Regions from separate parts of the Homo sapiens genome. Here region 1 is linked to region 2. Evidence: read pairs that join two places in POLR2A ChIA-PET (ENCODE). Cell type or tissue: OCI-LY7. All regions are shown on one strand. Links, peaks and the distances in the headings refer to the core of each region. The heading gives the core; the rest is flanking DNA. Region 1 holds the start of LOC124902284 (a long non-coding RNA gene). Region 2 overlaps FNBP1 (formin binding protein 1).

Region 1 (12,252 bases), core at 275-8,274, 200 kb before region 2:
AAACCCTACAGCTCCAAATCACCCCCAGTCCTGGGTGAAGGCTGCCCAGGAGAGCAAGCTAAGGAGGGGGGTGGCAGGACCAGAGGCTGGGGTCGAGCACTGATACCCAGAAGCCAACCGCACCCATGTGACCTGTGTCTCATGTCGCCCCCAGCACAGTGCCACCCTACAGCCCTGGGAGCTCAGGCCCCGCAACCCCAGGGGTCAACATGGCCAACAGCATCGCCAGCCTCCGTCTCAAGGCCAAGGAGTTCAGCCTGCACCACAGCCAGGTGCCTACGGTGAACTGAAGTCCAGTCCCACCAGGACCCAGACGCCTCCCTGGGTGGACAGCAATAGAAAAGGGGGCAGACGCCCAGGAAGTGACCTTCTCCTGGATGAGCTCTCCTGGCCCGTCTGTCCAGCCTGGACTCCCGAGCCCACGAGGCTGTTGAGGCCCCTGCAGCCGGGCCCAGCTCTTCTGTCCTTGGCCACCAGAGACTGCAGCCCACAACCCTTGGAGGGGTTGGGCCGGAAGGTGGAAGAGCCTGCCAAGGACCTCATTTAGTTTGTGTATTAAAACCAAAAAGCTTTTGTCTTTAAGAAATAAAACCATTTTTTTAAGCCCCAAAAGGTTGCAGGAAGGTGGGTAAGGGCCGCAAACAATGTTGGTGGCTGAGATGAGAGCTGGGACCCCACAGGGCTGGATGGCCTTCCTGGGCCCTTTTCTGGCCTGCAGCAGGCATGGAGACCGCCTCGGCCTGGCTCAGACCAGCAGCCATGGGAGGCCCACTGCCCTCATATCTGTACTGTTCCCGGGAATGAAGTCCTCTGTCACCCTGCAGGGCCCCCAGAAATGGGGGCTGGGGGGGTGGGAGAGGAGGACAGAAACCCACCCTAGACCCCATCTCCCATCTTGAGTCCCAAGGGGACACCCAGATGTTTGGGCAGAGCCTTGCTGTGTGAACCTGGGCAGGGATCGTCTCCCCATCCTATTGCGGGGCAGGATGGGTGATCATGGATTCCTAGACTGGCCAGAGGGTGTGTGGGACAGATGGAAGGACATTCAGTCCCTTGCTTCTGGGCACACAGAAGGCGTGGGATCTCTCCGGCCATTTAACCATGAAGGGGCTGAGGAAATGGCCCAGAAAACAGGTGCAGACTGTAGGTCCCGGCCAGGCTCCCAGGACAGCTGAGGCCAGCAGAAGACTCAAGTCCCTCAACCCACCCATTTGCAGCCAGTAACTGAGGGTGCCACCAGCCAGTGACACCACTTACGAGGGATCTGCAGAAAACAGGGGTGAGGGATGGTCTGAGGCCAGTCCCTCTACCTGTCCCCACGCCCACCAGGGAAGTCAGGAGAGCCTTTCTGCTCAAAGTCACCCCAGTCCAGCCCCCGGGAGGTAGGACAACACTCCCCCATCCCAGAGGGCACAAAGACGGTCAGCCCTGGGCAATGGTGGTGGGAACCCTGGCCCTTGGGGTGGCGGGGTGGCAGATGGCACAGCAAGGAATCTCGATGGAGTCAATGAGCTGGGCCAGTTCTCCAGTATCCCGCCCTGCCCATGCAGGGTCACCATGCCCCTAAAGTGCCAGCCATGGGGCTCCACACATGAGTAGTCTGCACGGGGACAACCTACTTTCTTTTTCTTTCTTTCTTTCTTTCTTTCTTTCTTTCTTTATCTATCTATTCTATTTTTTTGAGACGGAGTGTTGCTCTGTCGCACAGGCTAGAGTGCAGCAGCACGATCTCAGCTCACTGCAACCTCCGCCTCCAGGGGTTCAAGCAATTCTCCTGCCTCAGCCTCCCAAGTAGCTGGGATTACAGGCGTCCGCTGCTACGCCCAGCTAATTTTTTGTATTTTTAGTAGAGATGGGGTTTCGCCATGTTGGCCAGGCTGGTCTTGAACTCCTGACCTCAGGTGATCCACCCACCTCAGCCTCCAAAAGTACTAGGATTACAGGCGTGAGCCACTGTGCCTGGCCCCCACTTTAGTTAGAAGGTACAGCAGCTACACTTGTGAATAAAGTGAGGACCATCTCCCACCTGCCCCCAATACACCCCTGAATACTCTTCCCCATACTCCATCCGGATTTCCACCACAGAACGTGGCCCCTTCAGATGTGCAAACACACCTGGGGAAGAGTGACCGCCCGGTCGCTGTGTGACTTCTTCCTTCGGTGGCTGGACGGCTTCCTCCCTGGCCGCAGCAGGGCCTCTGACCAGCAGGAGAGCCTGGGGCACCAGTGGGGGCTGGGGTGGAGGGGAGGGGGAGTTCTGCTGAGGTCTACAGCTGCTCAGCCCCACCTGACTGTGAGGGCCAGGCCTGTGCCCTGGACTGGGGGAGGAGGGGGAGTCAGATTTGTGTTTTCTGGCTCAGTTTGGCCTCTGCCTCGGGTAAGTGCTTTCTGGACCTCCATTTGCCATTCTTGCACTGAGAAAATATTATGAAACGCAAGGTTCCTGGCCGCAGAGGCTGCGCCATGCTATGAGGAGGCAAAGACAAAGGAATAATTACAGCACCACTAAGGCTATGAGGGGGTGCTGCAGGGGCCCAGGGAGCACAGACGGGGCCCCAAACCTTGTTGAAGGCATCTGGGCAGGCTTCCTGGAGGAGGTATGCCTGAGAGGATGAAGAGTTCACCAAAGAGGGGGGAGGGGCAACGGTGTTTCTGGCTGAGGGGACTGCATGAGTGTAGCCCTGGGGCAGGCCAGAAGCTTCTCTTTGGGCCAGTGGGAGCTGTTCCCGGGCTGGATCTCCTGGTGCCGGGTGAAGGTGGAGAGGAACAGGAACTGGCTCAAACGAGGTTTGTGTGGCCGGGACTAGATGTTTGGATGTCACCCTGTCTGTGGGGAGCCATGGAGGGGATTTGCTTGGTGGAGGGACGTGCCCTGAGCCTCCATGAGGAAGAGGGACCGTGGGCTAAGAGTGAAGGAGACAGCCCCTTGCGGAGGCCAGGGCGGGTGTCCAGGTGGGAGGGGCTGTGGCCTGGGCCAGATGGGGACAGAGTTGGTGGAGCTGGGAGATGTTTCGGATGCAGCAAAAAAAAAAAAAAAAAAAAAAAAACAGGAATTGGTGACTTGGTGATGGGCTGGGGAGACTGGGAGCCTTCAAAGCCAGTTTGCAGACTGGGCACGTTGGCTCACGCCTGTAATCCCAGCACTTTGGGAGGCCGAGGCGGGCAGATCACTTGAGATCAGGAGTTCGAGATCAGCCTTGCCAACACGGTGAAACCCCGTCTCTACTAAAAATACAAAAATTAGCCAGGCGTGGTGGGGCACACCTGTAATCCCAGCTACTCGGGAGGCTGAGGCAGGAGAATCACTTGAACCCAGGAGGTGGAGGTTGCAGTGAGCCGAGATCAGGCCACTGTACTCCAGCCTGATAGAGTGAGATTCTGCCAAAAAAAAAAAGCTGGTTTGGGGTTAGACACACAGGAGTGACCAGGAAGAAGAGATCCTGGCCATGGGACTTGCCTGGTGGAAGCCTCTGGAAGATGCAGGCCTGTCCTCCCACCCAGACAAGAGCTGGGGTCCAACCTGGCTTGAGTGTCCTCCTAGGCACAAAGCTTGCTCCCTTTCCCCATCTGGGGGATCTGTGCCCGCATTTGGTCCAGAGCATGGGGGCCCAGAGCAGAGCACTCACGGGCAGCCGGGAAGAGCAGGCTGTTTTCCCCCAGGAAGCACTAACCTGGGAGCTCGTGAGTGGACAGACCCCCCAACCCAGGCCCCTGGCCAGTGCTCCAGGCCTGGTGCAGGCATCTCAGGCCTTTCTACTTTTCAACCCAAAGGGAGGGCACCCTGAAGAATCGCCAGGCTGAGGCTGCCTGTGCAGTGATGAGGTCACACCAGGTGGGGGCCTGGGAGGCCAGTCCCAGGAAGGCCAGCTTCAGAAAAAAACGGGGACCTTCCCACGGAGGTGCTGGCCTTGCCGTTGGACCATGAGGATGTTAATGTCACTTCCTCCGAACGCTCTAGAGAAAACAAACCAGCTTAATCGTTTACACATGCTGCTCCGGGAAGCTGAGGGAGGGGTCGAGGCAGCCCTCCCTATAAAAGAGAAAATATTCAAACACTGCTGTCGCTATTGTAGCCCTAATTGCAGGGCTGTGTGGGCAGCTTCCTGGGCACCCATCCCAGGGTATCATTTTTCCATGAGGACAAGGTACCTAAGGCCCTGCCCTGGGCTGAAGAACTTGCTGCCTTTGCCCATTTGGCCAAGTGAGCTTGAGTTTGGGAGAGGGCATTGCGTGTCTCTGCTTTTATTTTTTTTTATGTGAAATAAAAGAACTTGAGAGAGAAAGGGAGGGGGAAGGAGAGAGAGAGATTGAAGGAAAGACAGTCAGCTCTTGCAAAAACCCAAACCAGAGAAATAAAGACTAGAGTTTCTGGTCCTGTGACCCTGGACAAGGCACTTCTCGGGGACTTGGTTTCCTTGTCTGTAAAATGGGGATAATTACAGAACCCACTGCATAGGGTTGTTGGCACAAAGTTCCCGCCCATAAATGGGTGCCTCAGTGTTTACGGTGGAGGAGCACAGGGTGAGGGATGGAGTTTGAGAAAATATACGTACTCCCCTTCCTGGGGTGAAATGGCACTTTCTCTGTCCAGAGACCCGGCATACCCGGTCCAGAGGCTCTTCCCCCGTTCCTTTGATGTCCACTAGCCTTAGGAGCCCCAGCTGGGGACCCAAATCAACTTGGTACCTCCGGCTCCTGCACCTCTGCTTCTCGCCCCTGGGGGGCGCCGTGGGGCCGCTGCAGGGCCCTGGACTGGGTTCCCGCGATGTGGCCGCACACACCCCATCCTCTCCGCTCTCCTGGGAGATCTCCAGGGCTGGCAACGGGCTCCTGACCCAGCCTCCTCTGGAAAGACAAAGAAACAAGCAAATCCCAAACCACCAGCAGGGGTTACAGCGTTTACAGAAGCCTTAGGAAACAGGAACCAACAGCCGTGAAGATATTCACATGCTTTCCCCCAGCAAACCCGTCTCTAAGCTCTACTTTGAAAAATAATCAAAATCTCAAAATCGGGGGGCGGGGGAAGCAATGTGCACATCAGTGTTTATCACATATTTTATACGTGCAATGTAAAAAATCTGGAAAGACACAAGCCAAAATGTGAGTAGCTTAATTTTTTTTTTTTTTTTTTTTTTGAGACTGAGTCTCACTCTGTCACCCAGGCTGGAGTATGGCACAACCTCGGCTCACTGCAACCTCCACCTCCCTGGTTCAATTGGTTCTACTGCCACAGGCTCTCGAGTAGCTGGGACTACAGGCCTGCGCCACTATACCCAACTAACTTTTTGTATTTTTAGTAGAGACAGGGTTTCACCATGTTGGCCAGGCTCGTCTCAAACTCCTGACCTCAGGCAATCCACCTGCCCGGGCCTCCCAAAGTGCTGGGATTATAGGGCTGAGCCGCTCTGCCAGGCCAATTAGCTTAAATTTTATGGTGACTCACAATCCACGAGTCTCCATATTTTTAAAATAACTTTATAGAAAAAACAATCTTTAAAAAGAAAGCAGGCCAATGTAACAGCCTCGAGTACATAATAAGGTCTTCAAAGGTTAAAAAAAAATGTGCTTTTGGCTGGGACTGGTGGCTCACACCTGTAATCCCAACACTTTGGGAGGCCGAGGCGGGCGGATAACGAGGTCAGGATTTTGAGACCAGCCTGGCCAGCATGGTGAAACCTCGTCTCTACTAAAAATACAAAAATTAGCCAGGCGTGGTGGCGCACACCTGTAGTCCCAGCTACTCAGGAGGCTGAGGCAGGAGAATTGCTTGAATCCGGGAGGCGGAGGTTGCAGTGAACTGAGATCATGCCACTGTACTCCAGCCTGGGTGACAGAGTGAGACTCCGTCTCAAAAAAAAAAAAAGTGCTTTCTTCCCTGTGTTTTGTGTCCCCCTGGTGCCTCACACAGAGCTAGATGTGTCCTCTGGATACTTGCTGGTCAGTGGAGGTACTGGAAACAGTGTGTTTGAGAACATCTGTCTCCCAGGCTGGAGTGCAGTGGTGAGATCCTTGCTCACTATAACCTCAAACTCTTGGACTCAAGTGATTCTCCCGCTCTGGCCTCTCCAACTGCTGGGATTACAGGTGTGAGCCACTGCGTAATGGCTCTCCAAGAACTTCTTAATTCTTAGTTCACACCTTAGAAAAAGTGGGAATGGATTGAGCTTGGGATATAAGGCAGTCAGGAATGAGCACCTTGAAATCAGAAGGGGGACTCAAAAGAGAGACGGTGTGGCAGATACAATTCTAACATGGCCCTGCCAGCCGGGCGCAGTGGCTCACACCTGTAATCCCAGCACTTTGGGAGGCCGAGGCAGGCAGATCACCTGAGGTCAGGAGTTTGAGACCAGCCTGGCCAACATGGCATCTCTACTAAAAATACAAAAAATTAGCCGGGCACAGTGGCGCACACCTGTAATCTCAGCACTTTGGGAGGCCAAGGCAGGCAGATCACCTGAGGTCAGGAGTTTGAGATCAGCCTGGCCAACATGGCATCTCTACTAAAAATACAAAAAATTAGCCAGGCGTGGTGGCACACACCTGTAATCCCAGCTACTCGATAGGCTGAGGCAGAAGAATCGCTTGAACCCGGGAGGTGGAGGTTGCAGTGAGCCAAGATCACACCACTGAACTCCAGCCTGCACTGCAGAGCAAGACTCCGTCTCAAAAAAAAAAAAAAAAAAAAAAGATGGCCCTGTGATTCCCACCCCAGGTAGTCCCACCTTTGTGTAATCCCTTCTCCTTGAGCGGAAACTGTGGCTTGTTTCTGACAAATAGAGTGCGGCAAAGGTGAAAGGATTTTTCAGATGTAATTAAGGTCTCCACTCAGTTGACGCTGATGTAAGCAAAAGGAAGATTCTCCCTGGTGGGCCTGACCTAATCAGGCGAGCCTTTTGAAAGATCCAGGTTGTCCCTGAAAGAAGAGATTCCAAGCAGACAGCCACTTTCCTGCTGAGCTGGAAGACGCAAACAGCTATGCTGTGAAGTGCCTGCGGAGGGGGAGGCCGCCAGGAGCTGAGGGCTTCAGTTTCAGAACCACAAGGAGCCCAATTCTGCCTACAATTCAAACAAGCTTAGAAGAAGACACTGAGCTTCAAGTGAGACTCAGCCTGGATGACACCTCGATTGCAGCCCTGGGAGGTCCTGAGCACAGCACCAAGCTGAGCCTCGCCCAGACTCCTGACCTACAGGAACTGTATGATCGTAAGCGTGTATAGTTTTAAACTGGCAACTTGTTACACAGCCATAAAAAACTAACACAGGTGGGAATGAAGCTTGAAAGTTTACCTTGGCTGGTGCGGTAGCTCACACCTGTAATCCCAGCACTTTGGGAGGCCGAGACGGGAGTATCACCTGAGGGTCAGGAGTTGGAGACCAGCCTGGCCAATAAGGTGAAACCCCGTCTCTACTAAAAATACAAAAATTGGCCAGGCGTGGTGGTGCACACCTGTAATCCCAGCTTCTCCAGAGGCTGAGACAGGAGAATTGCTTGAACCCGGGGGGGCAGAGGTTATAGTGAGCCGAGATTGCCCCATTGCATTCTTGCCTGGGCGACAGAGCAAGACTCTGTCTCCCCCCCGCAAAAAAAAAAAAAAAAAAAAGAAAGAAAGAAAAGAAAGTTCACCTTGAGCTTGGCCTCCCTTGGCCCACGGGACACCCAGGGAACCCCCAGACCTGCCACAGAGCAGACTGGATGGTAGGCCCCTGCTCTAATTACCTGCCAGTCCACAGTAAACAGCCTCTTGTCTTATTTATCTCCTTCCTGGCCATTCTGCACAGTCAACAGGCCAGTTGTCTAAAACACAGCCTTGATCACGGATCATGTCTCTTCCCTGCCTAGAGCCTCCCTTGGCTCCCCAGGGCCCTTGCAGCAAAGATCAATCACCCAGGCCAGGTGTCTACAGTGCCACCATCCAACCTTAACCCCGCCTCGTCCCTACCCAGATTTTTTTTTTTTTTTGAGACAGAGTTTCGCTCTTGTCACCCAGGCTGGAGTGCAATGGCACAATCTCGGCTCACTGCAATCGCCACCTCCCAAGTTCAAGCGATTGTCCTGCCTCAGCCTCCTGAGTAGCTGGGACTACAGGCACCTGCCACCACGCCTGATTCATTTTGTATTTTTAGTAGGGACAAGGTTTCACCATGTTGGCCAGGCTGGTCACAAACTCCTGGCCTCAGGTGATCCGCCCGCCTCAGCCTCCCAAAGTGCTGGGATTACAGGCGTGAGCTGCTGCACCTGGCCAGATTCTTCAGACAATCCTAACAATTCGGTCCCCTCTTTCCATTGTATCCCTCCTCCCTGTCTCCCTGTAGCAACAGCTTCCCATCCAACCCCTTTGCCAGCAAAAATCCACTCCAATGAGGTTACAATGTAGTGTCACCTTTTAAATTTTTTTTTATTTATTATTATTATTATTTTGAGACATGGCCTCACTCTGTCACCCAGGCTGAAGTGCAGTGGCATGATCTGGGCTCACTGCAACCTCCGCCTCCTGCCTCAGCCTCGCAAGTACCTGGGACTACAGGCATGCGCCACCACACCCAGCTAATTTTTGTATTTATTTTTCGAGATGGGGTTTCACTATGTTGCCCAGTCTGGTTTCGAACTCCAGTCTCAAATGATCCACCCACCTGGGCCTCCCAAAGTGCTGGGATTACAGGCGTGAGCCACTGCGCCTGGCCAAGTTCAATTCTGGACAGTCAGCAAACATAATAAAAAATATATATAACTCCGTGTTATAATTTTATATTTGGAAAATGGAAAAAAAAAGCCCTAGTTTCATAATTCAAACTTCTAAAAGTGAAGCTACTCAAACTCTTCTTGGCTGGTGTAGATACTGAGGGGGCAGCCACCGTCAGCTGGGTGGCCTCAAACCTGCATCTCTAGGGACCATCACAATAACATCATCAAAAGGGGCTTAGAGGTGGAGAAACACTGCCTACCTCCCAGGCTCACTCTCTCTTTTAGATATATATATCCACATATATCCATATGACATTATATATGTTTAACATGCATAGTAAAAGAATCTGGAAAGTCATAAACGATAATGTGACCAGTGACTTTTTACAGGGAGGTGGGATTCTGGGTGGTCCCTATTCTTTATATATATACTTGTAAATTTCTCTACTTAGGTACTAAAAATTGACAACACTCTAAAAAATCCTGTCCAAATTGGAACCATCTTTTTGGAGGACAATATGTACTACACGTCCCAAACAGACATGCCTTTTTGACCCAGCAGTTTTACTTCTAGAAACATATTTTAGGAGGGGCACAGTGGCTCACGCCTGTAATCCCAGCACTTTGGGAGGCTGAGGCAGTAGGATCGCTTGTGTCCAGGAGTTTGAGACCAGCCTGGGCAACATAGCGAGACCTTGTCTCTACAAAAAAGTCAAAAAATTGGCCAAGTGTGGTGGTGCATGCCTGTGGTCCCAGTTATTTGGGAGGCTGAGGTGGAAGGATCACTTGAGCCCAGGAGGTCAAGGCTGCAGTGAGCTATGATTGTGCCACTGCACTATAGCCTGGATGACAGAGCAAGACCCTGTCTTGGAAAGAAAGAAAGAAGAAAGAAAAGAAAAGAAAGGAAGGGAGGGAGGGAAAGAAGGAAAGAAAGAAAAGAAAAGAAAAGAAAAGAAAAGAGAGACGGGGAGGGAGGGAGGGAAGGGAGGAAGGAAAGAAAAGGAAGGAAGGAAGGGAGAGAAAGAAACATACTTTAACGAAATGGCTGTGAGGTAGGAGGTGGGACTCAACTCTGGAGGTGGGGCTCAGACACCGGACCAATTGAGGACTAGCCAAAACAGGGACGGGGGCAGAAGCAGCTTTCCATACCACAGATCACCAGTGTGCCATGTCAGTTTACTATCGCCATGGCAACACCCAGGAGTTACCCCCCATTTCCATGGCAATGACCCAACAACCCAAAAGTGACTACCCCTTCCCTAGAAATTTCTGCATAAACTGCCCCTTAATCTACATTAATTAAAATATAATTAAAAGTAGGTATAAATATGTCCGCAAAACTGCCCTGAGCTGCCCCTCTCTACCTGTGGGGGTAGCCCTGTTCTGCAGGAGCAGTCACGGAGCTGTGACACCGTTGCTTCAATAAAGCTGTTTTCTTCTGCTCTACCATGGCTTGCCCTTGAATTATTTCCTGGGCAAAGCCAAGAACCATCACGGGCTAAGCCTTGCTTTGAGGCTCGCCTGTCCTGCATCCGCTGTGCACAGAGATTGATGTACGAAGACGCCCATTGAAAGCATGGCATGTGCTCATGCACCCTGATGAATCAATTATCCAACAACGAGGGCTGATTAAATAAATGATGAGGGTCTCCAGGATGATGATGTACCGTGCAAGGGCACTGTCACAGTTCATGCCACTGACCACCGAGACCCCTAGGAGTACATGCAGATGTATGATCAAAGGAAATTCTCAAGCGATGATAAAAAAAGCAAGTCTTAGGTGTCTCTTCAAGGCTGTGAGCCCCGAGCACAGACAGCACTCACCGCTGTGACACACTGGCGTCTCCCCGATGCTGAGAAGCCCTCTGTAAATATCTTTTGCTGTGGAATTCCATCCTGAATATAGTCTTCAATTTGGTCCGGTGGGGGAAAAAACAACCTGAACCTCCCTGTGGCCCTCTGCTTGTATCCACACACACGTGCATGTACACACTCATCATTCACATCCGTTTCTTCACTTAACATATCTTCCCCAGGAGCCGGGGACACAGGCACGGCAGAGAACGGCACAGACCGAAATCCCGGTGCCCCTCAAGTGCACATCCTAGGGGGACACGGGCAATGAGATAAAGACACAGAAGGTAAAGGGGGTCTGCACACTGACGACCTCGAGGTACCTTGCTGGCCTCTTGAGAACTTGGCCTTCCTCCAAGCAGGATCAAAGCCACCTGAGGGCTTCGCACACAGGGGTGATGGGGGCCTCTGACTCTGGGTGGGGAGTGACCGTAAGGGCCCAGGGTAGACTCAGGGATCCAGTCGGGAGGTACTGCAGTGACCCAGGGCCTCACTGCAAGGCGCTTGAACAGGAGTCCCAGAGCGCCCGGAGCCCGGCCTGGGTCAGCCTCCGCATGGTGATTCCTGGAGGGGTTGATGTTTCTCTTGTGAGCTCTTGTGAGCTTTCCTGTAGTTTCTAAACCTGTGACATCGACCATTACTTGCAAGTACATATAATTAACAAGTTCAGAAACTTAAACAAGCCTTTCTTTAAGACAGAGTCTCGCTCTGTCACCCAGGCTGGAGTGCCGTGGTGCGATCTCGGCTCACTTCAACCTCCGCCTCCCGGGTTCAAGCGATTCTCCTGCCTCAGCCTCCTGAGTTGCTGGGATTACAGGCACCCGCCCACCACGCCCAGCTAATTTTTGTTATTTTTAGTAGAGCTGAGGTTTCACCATGTTTGCCAGGATGGTCTCGATCTCCAGACCTCATGATCCGCCCACCTCACCCTCCTAAAGTGCTGGGATTACAGGCGTGAGCCACTGCACACGACCTAATCTTTGTATTTTTAATAGAGATGGAGTTTTGCCATGTTGGCCAGGCTGGACTCGAACTCCTGGTCTCAAATGATCAGCCTGGCTGGGCCTCCCAAAGTGCTGGGGTTGATTTACAGGAGTAAGCCACTGCACCCAGCCTAAAAACATAAACAAGTTTTAATTCAAGCGATGCCTCTCCTGGGAAGCCTGCCTGGATTCTTACCAGCCCCAACAGATAATCCCTCTTTGGACTGCCTTGAATTAGAAACAGTGCAACCTTCCAGCCTGGCCTGCCTGGAAACCTGTTCCCAACCGCAGCATCCTCCCAGGATACACACACAGAGGCCCAGGAATCCCCTCAATCCTGTGGATTCTGCCTTCCCAGGGGGTCCCCAGGTTCGATCCCTGCCTCGCAGACCAGCATCCAAGGCGGTGAACAGCAGGTCCCTCTGTCCACTGTCATCATTGCCTGCCCTCATCCTCACCCTCAAGGTCCTCACGCACCAGGGAGGTTCTCAGAAGCCTTGAGACATTAGACTCATTAACCTGTTTGTCGAGGGAGCCCCAGGAGGTCCTTGGTGGGCCTGTCACGAGAGATGGGGGAGCCCAGGTGGGCAGGGCACAGCTGCCATCACCTGCCATGGGCTTCCTCCTAAGAAGGTGTGTGGGGTGGGAATGAAGGCTTCTGTAACATGAGATCTCACTGACATATCATGAAAAGAGGCCCCCAGATTGCTATCCTGTTCCCTGGGCCTTGGG
Region 2 (15,821 bases), core at 3,333-11,332:
TAGTAGAGACAGGGTTTCACCATGTTGGTCAGGCTGGTCTCAAACTCCTGACCTCGTGATCCACCCACCTCAGCCTCCCAAAGTGCTGGGGTTACAGGTGTGAGCCACAACGCCCAGCTTATCTTTTTCTAACCATCCTTTTCTTACATTTATTGATTACTGAATTCTTTGGTCTTTTTCTAAATAGTTAGAGAATATCATGAACCACAGATTCACAAACCATTTTTGGCCAACAGACTGTGTAATGTTAAGAGAAAACTGGAATAGACACATAAACAAATGGTAAACAATCATGAATATTCATCATGAGAGTCCAAAAAAATACAGAGATAATATATAAATATAACACATGAGTGCTTGGTAAAGCGGCAGAGATGGGTTAACTGACAGTTCATATGAAACTTTCAGTCTAGCAAAAACACCCTTGTCTTGGAAATTCTTGGATTAACAATGAGTGGAGTTCTAAACGCCAGCATCGTTGAGCCAAGAAGCTGCAGATTACTCAAGTCCTAATTATACATCTCAGCTCAATCCATCATCCACTTTTGAAGCTGTATTCTGCCTTCCACCAACGGCTTTTTTCACATCTTTAGGAAATTACATTTCTAATTCTTAACCTGATATGATAGATAGCATTAAAGCAAGATAATTCAAGATAATTCTACCAACTATAAATTTGAGATTCTCATATTAAAAGAACTCTGCATGTGAGGAAATATTGTTTTGTCCCCTATTTTTAAAAAGCATTGATAATAAACTTGTTATCAATTATGAATTTACATTCTTTACTTTTTTTTTTTTTGGAGAAAGGGTCTCACTCTGTTGCCCTGGCTGGGCTCCAGCAATCCTCTCATCCCAGCCTCCGCTAGGACTACAGGCACATGCCACCATGCCTGGCTATTTTTTCATGGGTTTTTTTTTTTTCTTTTTTGAGACAGAGTCTTGCTCTGTCGTCCAGGCTGGAGTGCAATAGCGTGATCTTGGCTCACTGCAACCTCCACTTCCCAGGTCCAAGCGATTCTCCTGCCTCAGTTTCCCGAGTAGCTGGGATTACAGGCACCCGCCTGTAATTAGCCGGACATTAACCATGCCCGGCTAATTTTTGTATTTTTAGTACAGACGGGGTTTCACCATGTTGGTCAGGCTGGTCTCGAACTCCTGACCTCAGGTGATCCGCCCTCCTCGGCCTCCCAAAGTGCTGGGATTACGGGCATGAGCCACTGTGCCAGGCCTCTTTTTTACACAGAGTTGTTTTTGTGGAAATACGATTGTCAGGTTAACAATGACTACTGTTATTCTTTTACTAGTAACCAGCTGTTGATTCCAAGTCTAAGAAGGACATCTCTCCTCTAGTTAATTAGTTGTAGTTTAGAATCTTTTCCCAGGCCAATGTGTCAGTTGACACTCAAGAAAGGATGGCATCCACCTCTGGCTTTGGGGCACTACCAGGTACTATTTGGAAAGAAGTAACCCAACCGTCAGTTGACTGGAGAGTCCAGGAGAAGGGAAAAGTAAAACTTATGTTTGTACAAGAAAGCATTCCACTACAACTGTATTGCAACTCCCACAGGGTAGGATTTAAAAAAAAAAAAAAGGAGAAAACCTTACTGGATATGTTAACGCTGCTGGGATTACAGGCGTGGGCCACTGGGCCCAGTCTAAAGATCTGTTTACTCATTATATTCATTATAAAAGATATTTTGGGAAGGCTTAGACTAGACTGGCCATTGAGAATGATTTGGGAATCTACACATTGCTTTATGCCAATCTTTCTCTGTAAACGAAACTGGTATCTACATTGGATGGCTGCATCAATTCCATTATCTCTATGATGTAAGCGCACATCAATCTTAATGAGGACAGCGGACTTCAATCTTAATAACAACCACTTACGAGTCAATATAGTAGTTTCTCCCTGAATGTGGATGTCACAGAATCTCAGACTCTGTAATCAGACTCCCCGGATCTAAATCCCGGCTCTGTATCTTCCCACCTTCACCTTTTTATGCCTCAATTTCCTTACAGTAAAATAAGGAAATATGAGTACTACCTGGGCTTCATAGGGTGGCTGGAAAAAAGTAAATGAGCACACAGAACAGAGCTTTGCACACAATAAGTGCTCAGTAAGTGTCAGCTGCTTTTATTGTTTCATCCTTTAAAGAGAAATTCTGCATCAGGCCCCTTCCAATCAACAGATATTTTATCAACATCTTATATAATCTCACTAAAATAGCGAATGAAACCACTGTGACTTATGACTCTTCTCCTTTCGACCCTGAGGCATAGCTCAGGCAAGTATCTTCATTACACTCACATTGCTTCAGTAGTTATTAAGGCAATATTTTCTGACTTACACAGTGACTTCCAATTCCTCATCTCATAGGTTGCTAGTTTTATGTTTTTATTATTTATTATTTTTTTTTAGAGATGGGGTTTGACTATGTTGTACTGGCTGGTCTTGAACTCCTGAGCTCAAGTAATCTTCCTGCCTCGGCCTTCCAAAGTGCCAGGATTACAGGCATGAGACACTGCGCTTGTCCTATTAATTTTTATATATTTTTTTAAGAGATGGGGGTCTCACTATGGTGTCCAAGCTGGTTTTGAACTCCTGAGCTCAAGCAATCCTCCTGCCTTGGCCTCCTAAAGTGCTAGGATTACAGATGTGAACTATCACGCCCAGTCTCAGGTCGCTAGTTTTAGAAATGAAATCTAAGTGGTTTTTTTTGGTAAAATTAAGGTAGAAAATGCATGACTTGGATGCTTTAAAGAGGAAGAGGGGTAAAGTCCTTCCAAAATGTACTAGAAACGAAAAGAAAAAGGCCGGGCGCAGTGGCTCACACCTGTAATCCCAGCACTTTGTAAGGCCGAGGCGGGCGGATCACAAGGTCAAGAGATCGAGACCATCCTGGCCAACATGATGAAATGCTGTCTCTACTAAAAATATAAAAAGTAGCTGGGCGTGGTGGCATATGCCTGTAATCACAGCTAATCAGGAGGCCGAGGCAGGAGAATCGCTTAAACCCGGGAGGTGGAGGTTGCAGGGAGCCGAGATCACGCCACTGCACTCCAGCCTGGTGACAGAGCGAGACTCTGTCTGGAAAAAAAAAAAAAAGAAAGAAACAAATAGAAAGAACTCTGGGCTGTCTGGTTTTCTCCTTTCTTCCAACCACCATGCTTCCTTCTTTCTTTCTTCCTCTTTCTGGCTTTTCTTTCTAGCTATAATGGTTTTTGTTTTTTTTTTTTTAACTTTTTTATATGTTATGGGAAAACACAATGGATTCATTCACAAACAAAATTAGTTATGCAGAACCAAACATGCAACCAAAGCACGCCAGAGAGACAGGATTCCGGAGCAGAACTTACCCCACGCTTTAGGCTCCTGAAGCAGTGGATTTTGGGTTTGGAGGTCATGAACTCGTTGAAGCGATGGGAGAGGGGTTCCTTTTGCTGCTTGGGAGACTGGGGGCCGTTGGGAACAGCAGAGGGTGAGGCAGAGGCAGGAGGGGGAGGGGGAGGCTGATGGGGGGATGTTAAAAGGGACATAAGCTACATGTAAGAGATGGAGCCGTGACAGAGTAAAAATCAGAAACAAGAAGACACAAAACAAAAATAAGCATCAAATAATATTTGAAATCCAACGCAAGTAAAACACAAACAATTAAATTTTAGGCCATGGTCCAAAAGAAAACATGTAGGAGGTGGTTAAATGAAGAATATGATGAGAGTTGGGAGGTTTAGTAAGTAATGCGACAGAAGAGCAAGAAATATCTGACAAGAAGCTCGTGCAGACTTTCCCATGCAAACTATAGCTCTAGTTAGTTACTCTAAACCAGCTTAAGCCAGAGGGTAAATATTTCTACATTACCTAAACTAACATAGCTTGATGGGAGAAAATGAAAGACCTTCAATGCTAAGGTTGTGGAAACAGCAGTCTGTTTAAATTAATAAATAGTAAGTCATTCTAAAGTTAAAGCAGTAATGCTGCCTTGATCATATTCTACGTCCCCAGGTTAATGCTGTCATGCACCTATGTATCGCACTATGAAAAGAAAATGAAAAATGTTCATGGGTACACATGTTAACATGAATTCAAAACCAAGTTATTAACATGGTAACGATTTCCAGTAGATGTGCGGATAAAGTGTTACAGGAATGTCCCACTACATCCTCTCTCCCAGCCAAGGTAACCAGCAGTCTAGGAGAGGAAGGAGGGAAAGGCATGAGGCGAAACGGTGGAGAGGTCAGTACTCTGTTAGTGTGGGAGTCACGGTACGAGGATAATGCATCTGAAATAAGACACAGGGCCATGGCAAAGATACCACCACCAAAAAGAAATACTGTCTCAACATAAGGTAGCACACTAGCTTCTTCTTTTGCATTCTGAAACTACAGGTTTAGGATCTTAGTTTTTCTAAGACTAAAAGATCAAGTCAAAATCTCCACACCTTAGAAAACTCATTTCACGCCAACCATCAGTACCTTATTTTTTTTGATGAACGGCCATAACTTTCCTTTGGATTTGCCACCAAATTTGAGGTCTGGTTTGCCTTCTCCTCTGGAATTTGAAAGGCTGTTATCTGACACAGTGCGCTTCATTGGCTGAGTGTAATCCTCAAATTCAATGTCTCCAGGAGGCTCAAACCCTGATTTATAAGCTTCTATTACCAGCTGTGAATCCTGAAATTATACCCACAAGCATATAAATACATTCAGAAGCATGCAAACACTTTTTAAACAATGAATTGGCCAGGTGCGGTGGCTCATGCCTGTAATCCCAGCACTCTGGGAGGCAGAGGCGGGTGGATCACGAGGTCAGGAGATCAAGACCATCCTGGCTAACATGGTGAAACCCCGTCTCTACTAAAAATACAAAAAATTAGCCAGGCGTGGTGGCGGGCGCCTGTAGTCCCAGCTACTCAGGAGGCTGAGGCAGGAGAATGGCATGAACCCAGGAGGCGGAGGTTGCAGTGAGCTGAGCTCGCGCCACTGCACTCCAGCCTGGGCGACAGAGTGAGACTCCATCTCAAAAAAACAATGAATTATGATGATCTCATACAGATGATAACTAACGAAATTGTACTGATTGATAATAACTTTTTTCCTAGTAGCTTTTTTTTTTTTTTTTTTTTTTTTGAGACAGTCTCAATCTGTTACCCAGGCTGGAGTGCAGTGGCGTGATCTCAGCTCACCGCAACCTCCGCCTCCCAGGTTTAAGCGATTCTCCTGCCTCAGCCTCCCGAGTAGCTGGGATTACAGGCATGTGCCATCATGCCTAGCTAATTTTTGTATTTTTAGTAGAGATGGGGTTTCGCCATGTTGGCCAGGCTGGTCTCAAATTCTTGACCTCAGGTGATCCGCCTGCCTCGGCTTCCCAAAGTGCTGGCATTACAGGCTTGAGTCACCACAGCTGGCCAGCTTTTTTCATTCTTCTCAAAAGCCATCATTTGAGCTTTTCATCCGAGCTTTTAGAATTTAGAACTATTGTTTTCTGATTTTTTTGTTTGTTTTTGAGACAGAGTCTCGCTCTGTCACTCAGACTGGAGTGCAGTGGCGTGATCTTGGCTCACTGCAATCCCTGCCTCCTGAGTTCCAGCAATTCTCGTGCCTCAGCCTCCCGAGTAGCTGGGACTACAGGGGCATACCACCACACCCAGCTAATTTTTGTATTTTTAGTAGAGATGTGGTTTCACCATGTTGGCCAGGCTGGTCTTGAACTCCTGGCATCAAGTGATCCACCCGCTCCGGCCTCCCAAAGTGCTGGGATTACAAATGTGAGCCACTGTGCCCAGCCAGCAGCATAACTTTTATGTTGAATATTTGTGTCTTCAAATTAACAGTAAAAGCCTATGCTGGTGTTCTAGTTTATATTTTTTTGAGAAATAGGTCTCTAGGAATTCAAATGGAGAACACTGCCCTAAAGCAGTATTCTCAACCAGAGAAGCTTTTGCCCTCCCAGAGGACATGTGACAATGTGTGGAGACATTTTTGATTGTCACAACTCGGGGAGTGCTACTGGCCTCTGCTGGGTAGAGGCCAGGATGCTGCTAAACATTCTGAAATGCCCCCAACAAGAAAAATGATCTGGCCTGAGATAATGTCAAAAGTGCTGAAGGAACCCTGTTTTGGCCGGGTGCAGTGGTTCACACCTGTAATCCTAACACTTTGGGAGGCTGAGGCGGGCGGATTACCTGAGGTCAGGAGTTCGAGACCAGCCTGGCCAATATGGTGAAACCCCGTCTCTGCTAAAAATACAGAAATTAGCTGGGCGTGGTGCGGGCGCCTGTAGTCCCAGCTACTCAGGAGGCTGAGGCAGGAGAATCGCTTGAACCCGGGAGGTGGAGGTTGCAGTGACCCAAGATCACGCCACTGCACTGCAGCCTGGGCAACAGAGCGAGATTCCATCTCAAAAAGAAAAAAAAAAAAAGAAAAAGAAAAAGAAAAAGAGAAAGAAACCCTGCCTTAGAGGAAACAAAGCCTTTACCTTTTTTCCAGGAAATACTTCAATTCAATTCTGTCATGTCTCGGACAATTTACCACTTAAATGTGTTTACCAAAAAAGGAATTATACAGCTAAATCCAAGACACAGAGCATGTGTGACCACCAAAAGCAACCATCCACCATGAGATGATGACATGAGGTCAAATGGAAAGGGGATGGGGAGAAATAATGGATCTGCAAATAGTTATCAATGAAGTCCAAATGGCAATACTTACATTTTTCTGATCAATTGATTCGGCTGCTTTTACTATTCCATCCAGGCACTTCCCAATGATTGGGATCACCTGCCGATCAACCTCTGCATATGTCTTCATGGACTCTCCCATTCTCACAATCCTCCTTTCCTCCATCTCTTGTATTTTCTGCAACATTAGATTTTGTATAAAGTAAGTTTGGTCCATTATTATTAAACAAAGTTGTTTTTCGGCAGCATTGTTACCTCTAACAAGTTCTCTTTGAGGAAAAAATGGGTTAGAGTTAGAGCGGCTCTAAGTACACGGAGCCTCCATATTACCCAGCTGTACATTTATTTTATAAATTGCTAGACATGTTAGGCTGCCCAAATATATGCTTTGCACAATTCCATTCTAATTTTAGTAAGAATGCCAAACTCAATAGTTCTTTTTTGTTTTTCTTTTTGTTTTTTTGAGACGGAGTTTTGCTCTTGTCACCCAGGCTGGAGTGCAGTGGTGTGATCTCAGCTCACTGCAACCTCTGCCTCCAGGTTCAAGTGATTCTCCTGCGTCAGCCTCCCAAGTAGCTGGGATTACAGGCCCCACCCCCCCTCCCCCCGCCACCACACTTGGCTAATTTTTTGTATTTTTAGTACAGATGGGGTTTCGCCATGTTGGCCAGGCTGGTCTCCAACTCCTTACCTCAGGTGATCCACCTGCCTAGGCCTCCAAAGTGCTGGGATTACAGGCTTGAGCCACCACACCTGGCCAATAGTTTTATTACTAACACTATTTGTAATCTACCTCAAACGTTTTCTCCATCTTTAATCTACTACTTTACCTTTTACCAAAAGCACAGTATTTAATTAACTGCCTCAGCCCAATACATGCTAGTGTATCTTCCAACTATAATTTACAAGGACTTGTTTGCTGTGTGTGTAGACACCAAGAAGCAAATATATTATTTATTTTTTCTACAATTGGACTCAAAGTTGCAAAAAATCTGTAAAATGGAAGAACATATGTCTATCTTTTCTCATACCATTTTTGACAACCTAACATGAGCAAAAGAAAACAATCCAAAAGAAAGAACTGTCATTTGTTTAAATCCTATAACTCTATGAATGCTGCTTTGACTTCTATAGTTAAGTTGGCATTTTTATAACCACAATCATCCCTTTAGCAAAGACAGCATTAATCACAGAATCATAGTTTAAGACTGACAAATAGGCGCTGTGGCTCACGCCTGTAATCCCAGCACTTTGGGAGGCCAAGGCGGGCGGATCACCTGAGGTCAGGAGTTCACGACCAGCCTGGCCAACATGGTGAAACCCCGTCTCTACTAAAAATACAAAAAAGGTAGCCAGGTATGGTGGCAGGTGCCTGTAATCCCAGCTACTCAGGAGGCTGAGGCAGGAGATTCGCCGGAACCCAGGAGGTGAAGGTTGCAGTGAGCTGAGATCATGCCACTGCATTCCAGCCTGGGTGACAGAGCAAGACTCCATCTCAAAAAAAAAAAAGAAAAAAAGAAAAAAAGAAAAAAGACTGACAAATAATTGGCTGCAGGTGCAAACTATAGAAATTTGCAAAGTTATTGATTAATCTTGAGATTATTATATTTCATTCATATTGCTAGTCAATGCTTGATCTAGATGCTTTAAAAAATGATTTATCATGCCTATAATCCTAGCACTTTGGGAGGCCAAGGCTGGAGAACTGTTTGAGTCCAGGAATTTGAGACCATCCTGGGCAACACAGCAAGACCCTATCTCTATAAAAAATTTAAAAATTAGCAGGGCATGGTGGTGCATGCCTGTAGTTCCATCTACTTAGGAGGCTGAACTTGGAGGATCCCTTGATCCTTTGAGCCCAGGAGTTCAAAGCTGCAGTGGGTCGTGATTGTGCACTGCACTCCAGCCTGGGCAACAGAGTGAGACTGTCTCAAAAAACAAAAACAAAACAAAACAAAAAAAAGGGCCAGGCATGGTGGCTCAGGCCTGTAATCCCACCACTTTGGGAGGCCGAGGTAGGCAGATCACCTGAGGTCATGACTTTGAGACCAGCCTGGCCAACATGGCAAAACCCCGTCTCTACTAAAAATACAAAAATTAGCCGGGCCCAGTGGTACGTGCCTGTAGTCCCAGCTACTCGGGAGGCTGAGGCAGGAGAGTCACTTGAACCTAGGAGGCAGGGGTTGCAATGAGCCGAGACTGTGCCATTGCACTCCAGCCTGGGTGACAAAGCAAGACTCTGTCTCAAAAAAAAAAAAAAAAAAAAAAAAAATTAGTGGAAATTTGGAATTATATAAAGACTCAGACTCAGAATACAAACCCAGCAATCACGATTCAGAAGTGTCATGTTTCTAAGGAAAGCAAAGCATAAAACATGAAATCTGAGAGATGTTCAGGACTTACCTGGAAGATGTTGGGGATGTGAGTATGGTAATATTCATGCTGCTCATGGTTGAATTTCTGGAGAATGGATGAGTAATCTGCTTTGCTGTCCTCTGCCATTTGGTGACGTATTTGAGCTTGTTGTCGGGCCTTAGGGCAAAAACAAGAATACTCCTACGTTTATACACCATAGATAAAAGCCTGGGTGCAATCAATAAAAGCCTAGAACTGCACACTGGGATGCCTAGGGGCCAGATTTACCTCAAATGTATTCCGCGGGTGCTTTTTAATGTTCTGAATTGAATTGACTTTAGGTAAGCAATGTGCATCCTAGTTTGTATAAACCTCCACCATTCCCTACTGCCTTAACGTGGCGTGTACCTTCTAGTTTGACACACCATTCTATACTGTCTGCACTTGGGCCAATTTACATTATTTGGATGACCCTTGTGGGAACCTCTGCTCATCTCATATACACATTTTTTTTTTTTTGAGGAGGGGATGAGAAATTCATTTTTTTTTTTTCTTTTTTTGAGACCAGGTCTCGCTCTGTCACCCAGGCTGGAGTGCAGTGGCACGATCCTGGCTCACTGCAGCCTCAACCTCCTGGGTTCAAGCAATCCTCTTACCTCAGCCTCTCAAGTAGCTGGGACTACAGGCGTGCACCACCATGCTTGGCTAATTTTTGTATTTTTTTTGTAGATAGGAGGTCTCACCACATTGCCCAGGCTATTCTTGAACTCCTTGACTCAAGCAATCCACCCGCCTCAGCCTCCCAAAGTGCTGGGATTATGGGCATGAACCACGGTGCCTGGCTGGGAAATCCATGAATTTTTAAACCCAGTTCTCAATGGGGTTCATGCACTAAAAAGGCATATGAACCACTGACCTAAGGAGACTTTTCTAAAGCTCTCTAGCATGTTTATATTTAGTATATATGCTAAAGAGGGAATAAGTATGGCAACTTCTTTATGCTTTTTATGTTTTTTGAGGAGTGCTATTTTATGTTTTACTGCATTGCTTTTCTCCTAAAAAATCAATAATTTACACATTTGTTTTTCTCTAATTCATATTCTGATTGATCACATACCTAAAAAAGGGGCAACAATTGTTGACTAGTTGCAGAATGGATTTTAAAGTTCAAACAGGAATGTCTATAAATTCTAAAGTCATCCAGAAGTACAAGAGGTTGTGCCGTTAATACCACCTTAGATTCACATAGCATTGTGGTGTTATTTTGATAAATATAATCTTGTGAATCTCTAACACAATTTGAGGTCCACACAAGGCAAAAAACTACCTCCTGCCAGATGAAGATAGGGTTTTTGGTCTTTAAGTGACCTGGCAAATTCACTGCAGTAAGCCAGAAACACAACAGGAAATAGGCTGTCTTCCAACATAACCAGGGCAACTATTTGTTTGTTTGCTTGTTTTTGTTTTGTTTTACTGAACCAATGTTTCAGAAAACTAAGACCTGGCTGGGTGTGGTAGATCACGCCTGCAATCCCAGCTCTATGGAAGGCTCGGGTGGGCAGATTGCTTGAGCCCAGGAAACTGAGACCAGCCTGGGCAACATGGTGAGACCCCTCTCTCTACAAAAATTAGCTGGGCATGGTGGTATGTGCCTATAGTTCCAGTTACTCAGGAGGCTGAGGCAGGAGGATTGCTTGAGCCTGGGAGGCTGAGGCTGCAGTGAGCTGTGATCACTACCACTGCATTCCAGCCTGCGCAACAGAACGAGACCCTGTGTCAAAAAATAATAATAACAAATAAATTGGCTGGGCGCGGTGGCTCACGCCTGTAATCCTAACACTTTGGGAGGCTGAGGTGGGCAGATCACAAGATCAGGAGATCAAGACCATCCTGGCTAACATGGTGAAACCCCGTCTCTACTAAAAAAAATACAAAAAATTAGCCGGGTGTGGTGGTGGGTGCCTGTAGTCCCAGCTACTCGGGAGGCTGAGGCACGAGAATGGCGTGAACCCGGGAGGCGGAGCTTGCAATGAGCCGAGATCGCGCCACTATACTCCAGCCTGGGCGACAGAGCAAGACTCCGTCTCAAAAAATAATAATAATAAAATAATAAATAAATAAATAAATAAATTAGTTGGGTGTGGTGATGTGTGCCTGTGGTCCCAGCTACTTGGGAGACTGAGGTGGGAGGATTGCTTGAGCTCAGGAGGTCAAGTATACAGTAAGCTGTGACTGCGCCACTGCACTCCAGCCTGGGTAACAGAGCAAGACTGTTTCAAAAAACAAAACAAAACACCAAACAAACAAAAACAAGAAAATTAAGACCTAATCATGAAAGAAAGAAAATCAGAAACACAAGAAAAAGACAGAAAAGAAGAAAAGAGAGAAAGAAAGGGAAGAAAGAACGAAAGAGGCCAGGTGCGGTGCCTCACGCCTGTAATCCCAGCACTTTGGGAGGCTGAGGCGGGTGGATGACGAGGTCAAGAGATTGAGACCATCCTGGCCAACATGGTGAAACCCCGTCTCTACTAAAAATACAAAAATTAGATGGGCGTGGTGGTGGGCGCCTTTAGTCCCAGCTACTTGGGAGGCCGAGACAGGAGAATCGCTTGAACCCAGGAGCCGGAGGTTGCAGCGAGCCGAGATCGCACCACTGCACTCCAGCCTGGGCGACTGAGCCAGACTATCTCTCTCAAAAAAAAGAAAAGAAAAAAAAAGAACAAACGAATGAAAGAGAAAGAAAGAGAAAGTGAAAGAGAGAAAGAAAAAGGAAGGAAGAAAGAAAAGAAAAGAAACACATGAGAGGAAAGCTGAAGTATTTGTTCCACTTTCTTCTTGATGGGAACATTTAGTATTGGCTTTTTTTTTCATGTCAATCTTCTTTATTGGTTTCCTGCCTATGTGACTTGAAGGGTTAACCTGAATTTCACTTCACACATTTTACTCATACTCATCTGGTGAAAGCCTAAGGTAATTCACAGTTGCTTCCCTTATTTTCTTCCCTATTCACACGTGAACACTTCCCAAATGAAGGTAACAATATCAGTATTTCCAAACACATTTCCTTATTACTGAGGTTTTTTGAGTTTCTTAAGGCCTTTGGATCTGTCGGTGCCATTTTATCCTCTTTTCATCTACCCTCAGTTGATTTCAGCTGCCGCATTCTTCCTCTTTGTTGGTGGCCTGTTAACTCCCTTCCTGACCATATGCCTTGGCGTCTGCTTCTTCCTGTGTCCACTAGTAAATATATTAGTCTAGCCCCAAAATGTTAAGTACCCAGCTACCCTCAAAAATCCACCCCCTTCCAACACACAGTAGCCCTCCTCTGTTTAAATAATAGCTTTCCCACCTACATGCATTCCATCTGTTCCCCGAGCCCGTCCAGCACAAATGCCCTATTAACTCTTCAGCTGCTGAGTTTCATCATGTATCATTTCGCTATGAATGTTTAAAAAAAAATTCCCATTAGACCTCAAATTTCTAAAACAGTCTCTATTTTATTCACAAGGCTTCCTCAGAAAGTCTCACAAAAATCCAGTGGGGGATTTCTTCATCTCTTCTGTAAAGAACAGCAAGAGCTCAGGAGGTAGTTTCCCCGTTTATTTTGAAGATTCTATCTAAGTGAGTTTTTAAAATAACTTAAGATCTCAAACAGGCATCACATCAGAATGCCATCATTATATATAATATGTATGCATGTACTTACACGCACACACATACACACACACACAACCCATGAGAGCAGATAAAAGCTTTCTGACAATAAATCCACTCACGCCAATATTTTAGAATATTTTACCCAAGTAGAATATTTTACCCATGAAAGCTGGTGCCAGAGGTACCCCACCCAGCACCATTTGGTTGGAAGTGGCTGTGATCCTCTTCCTGTAGCTCCACAGAATCCCTAATCATGTTTTAGCTTTAGCTGCATAATTCCTTCTGTAAGCATATTACCTCCTAATAGATTCATAATGCCCTTTGCCCTGTTTCTATGCAGTAATCCTGAAAACATAACAAGGGCCCTAGACGTGAACTGTGGAAGACGCTGAATAAGGACCAACATGTCTACAGTCCAGCCTAGAAAGTAAGCTGTGTAGAAGATAATAAATCAAAGTATATTTTAGACGGTCTGCCTTTTATGTTAAAGGAACACTGTCTCTCCAGGAGTTTTTCTTCCATGCTTGGACATACAATTGCAAAGGACGATCTATTTCTACAGTCTCACTCACTCTCACTGACTACAAGGATAGGGAAACCTTCAAAAACAGCAAAATACTGTGATACATCAGATTCTCCAAAGCCGCAGCAAAAAGACAGGACTGTCTTTTTCTCAGTCCCTGCATCCAGCTGCTTTGAATTAATATCCACTTCTGAAACTCTGGCCTAGGAATGCACCATTGTTCTAACCAAATTTCACTATGGAAAATCTATTTCTGTTTAGCAAATTGTTTATTTGACAATGGAATTTAAGAGTCGCTAAAACTAGTGTTGAATCAATTACTCATTATGACAAAAATACCTTTAAAATATCTTGTATTTTGGAGAACTTATTTGGGATAACAGTTAATGGTATTTTGGAGACTATCTCCTAATGTCTAAGACTAAGTGGAGCTAATAAGCATCATGACTTCTCATCTCTTTTTAAAAGTCAGTCTAAAAATAGCAACTATTACCTCAAAGAGATAGTGTTTCCATTCTAAACCAGACCATAAGCTATTCTTTCAATTAAATTAAATTTCCCATTCTGAGAATAAAGACACTGCATCTTACAGCAATATTACTACAGGGCAGAAAGATGTACAGAGAGTTGGCTTGTTTTACTTGCAACGAGTCAGTGTCACAGAATTTCAAGATAATGTTCTAAAAAGTCCAGAATAACCCCCGCTGCCTAGGCTGGGTCACAGACGTCTTAGAATCAGATCTACGCTGCTTTTGTTGTCCAACAGGAAGACAGAATTTAAACTTGAGAATTTTTTGACAAACCCTTGGGAATCTCCCTCAAATAAATCCAAACAGACCTAAGGATGTATGGCTTATACATGATTTCACTTCTTGGTAATTTTTTTTTTTTGAGACAGAGTCTCACTCTGTCGCCCAGGCTGGAGTGCAGTGGCACAATCTTGGCTCACTGCAACCTCTGCCTCCCAGATTCAAGCAATTTTCCTGCCTCAGCCTCCTGAGTATATGGGATTACAGGCACCCGCCACCACGCCCGGCTAATTTTTGTATTTTTAGTAGAGACAGCGTTTCACCATGTTGGCCAGGCTGGTCTCGAACTCCTGACCTCAAGTGATCTGCCTGCCTCGGCCTGCGTTAGCCTCCCAAAGTGTTGGGATTACAGATGTGAGCCACCACGCCCAGCCCACTTCTTGGTAATTCTTAACATAGTCCATTCTCAATATCATTATGGAACTAAGCCATACTGCCTAAAAGGTCAGAGTTGCAGTTTCTAAATAAAGAAAACAATATTTTAGAAACTGAACTGTAGCCCAATATTTTGAAATCCTAATGGGTTTAAAGACAAAAATACCGTCATCCATTCAGTTAGCTAAATTTAGATTATTAGCATGGCCTAAATGTGTGGCTATTTCCTGTTTAGCTCATTTTTTTTTTTTTTTTTTTTAAGACAGGGTCTCCCTCTGTTACCCAGACTGGAGTGCAGTGGCACCATCATAGCTCACTGCAGCCTCAAACTCCTGGGCTCAGGCGACCCTGCCACCTGAGCCTCCCCAAATGCTGGGATTACAGGCATGATGAGGCACCATATGCCAGGCCTGTTTAATTCAATATTACTTTTTCCTTAATATTTCAAAATATTAAGGAGAATAACACTCTTGGCAGTGTCTCAATTGTCATAAGCAGAGAATACAAGTGTACTAAGAAACTTGCTCATTTCACATGAGGCATGTGGTATAACCGAGTTATAACCTTGCATCTTACCACTCTTGCATCATCATTTTTCTTTTCTTTTCTTTTCTTTTTCTATTGAGATGGAGTCTCACTCTGTTGCCCAGGCTGGAGTGCAGTGGTGCAATCTCGGTTCACTGCAACCTCCGCCTCCCAGGTTCAAGTGATTCTCCTGCCTCAACCTCCTGAGTAGCTGGGACTACAGGTGCCTACCACCATGCCCAGCTAATTTTTTGTATTTTTAGTAGAGATGGGGTTTCACCTTGTTAGCCAGGATGGTCTCGATCTCCTGACCTCGTGATCCGCCTGTCTCGGTCTCCCAAAGTGCTGGGATTATAGGCATGAGCCACCGCGCCCAGCCCTCTTGCATCATTTTTCAAGGCTGCCTATGGCTTTTGACCTTTTAACTAGATGAGCAAATATAGACTGGTTCTATTTATACATTGATCGAATGAATAAATAAAGAGACTTACTAAGTTTTTAACATGGCCCCAGATCTCTCAGTTTTATACATTGCTGTTCCTTAAATGATAAACTATATAGGTTGGTGCAAAAGTAATCGCAGTTTTTGTCATTTGAATGGAAGGGCAAAAACCACAATTACTTTTGCAGCAACCTGATACTTAAAGCAGCAGTGTCCAGAGCTTTTGGAAAGCTGCTTTTCCTTTGTTGAAAGGATATAACAAATTATAAATGCCCACCTTTTGTCACCAAAAGTTTGGGGAAAGCCATGTGGAATATTTTACAGTATCGCTGGTAGCCCAAACAACAGTCAATGTTTTTTGGAACAGCTGCATCTTTAGTATTTAACGTCGTTATCACAAGAAGAGACCAATTATATGTTAGGATGGATGGAAATGGGGGCTCAATCTAGAT

What was found. Peaks named below come from ENCODE experiments on the same cell type or tissue, not always from the same donor. Only the 100,000 strongest peaks of a DNase experiment are listed, where the experiment ranks them.
Region 1: POLR2A ChIA-PET joins it to region 2 with 11 read pairs; 4 of 35 experiments call an interaction of 5 or more read pairs at or near these places.

What each region holds. Positions count from the first base shown.
Region 1 is chr9:129,722,063-129,734,314 of GRCh38, forward strand. It overlaps PRRX2 (paired related homeobox 2), which reads left to right. Exons shown (of 4, transcript NM_016307.4): 4 at 155-612. The coding sequence ends at 290. LOC124902284 (a long non-coding RNA gene) reads right to left here and starts at 4,805. Exons shown (of 2, transcript XR_007061815.1): 1 at 4,687-4,805; 2 at 4,227-4,270. RefSeq lists an enhancer at 2,650-3,149 and a silencer at 4,689-4,882. In OCI-LY7, for the core only: CTCF peaks have their summits at 4,735 (motif pointing right) and 4,956; a DNase peak (open chromatin) is centred at 4,699.
Region 2 is chr9:129,920,481-129,936,301 of GRCh38, forward strand. It overlaps FNBP1 (formin binding protein 1), which reads right to left. Exons shown (of 17, transcript NM_015033.3): 7 at 9,087-9,215; 8 at 6,715-6,861; 9 at 4,480-4,677; 10 at 3,364-3,546. Among named protein-coding and RNA genes, the nearest start is that of MIR6855, 59 kb to the left of the region's middle. RefSeq lists enhancers at 12,148-12,217, 12,358-12,457, 12,478-12,537, 12,558-12,707. In OCI-LY7, for the core only: no CTCF peak of the experiment used is centred there; no DNase peak of the experiment used is centred there.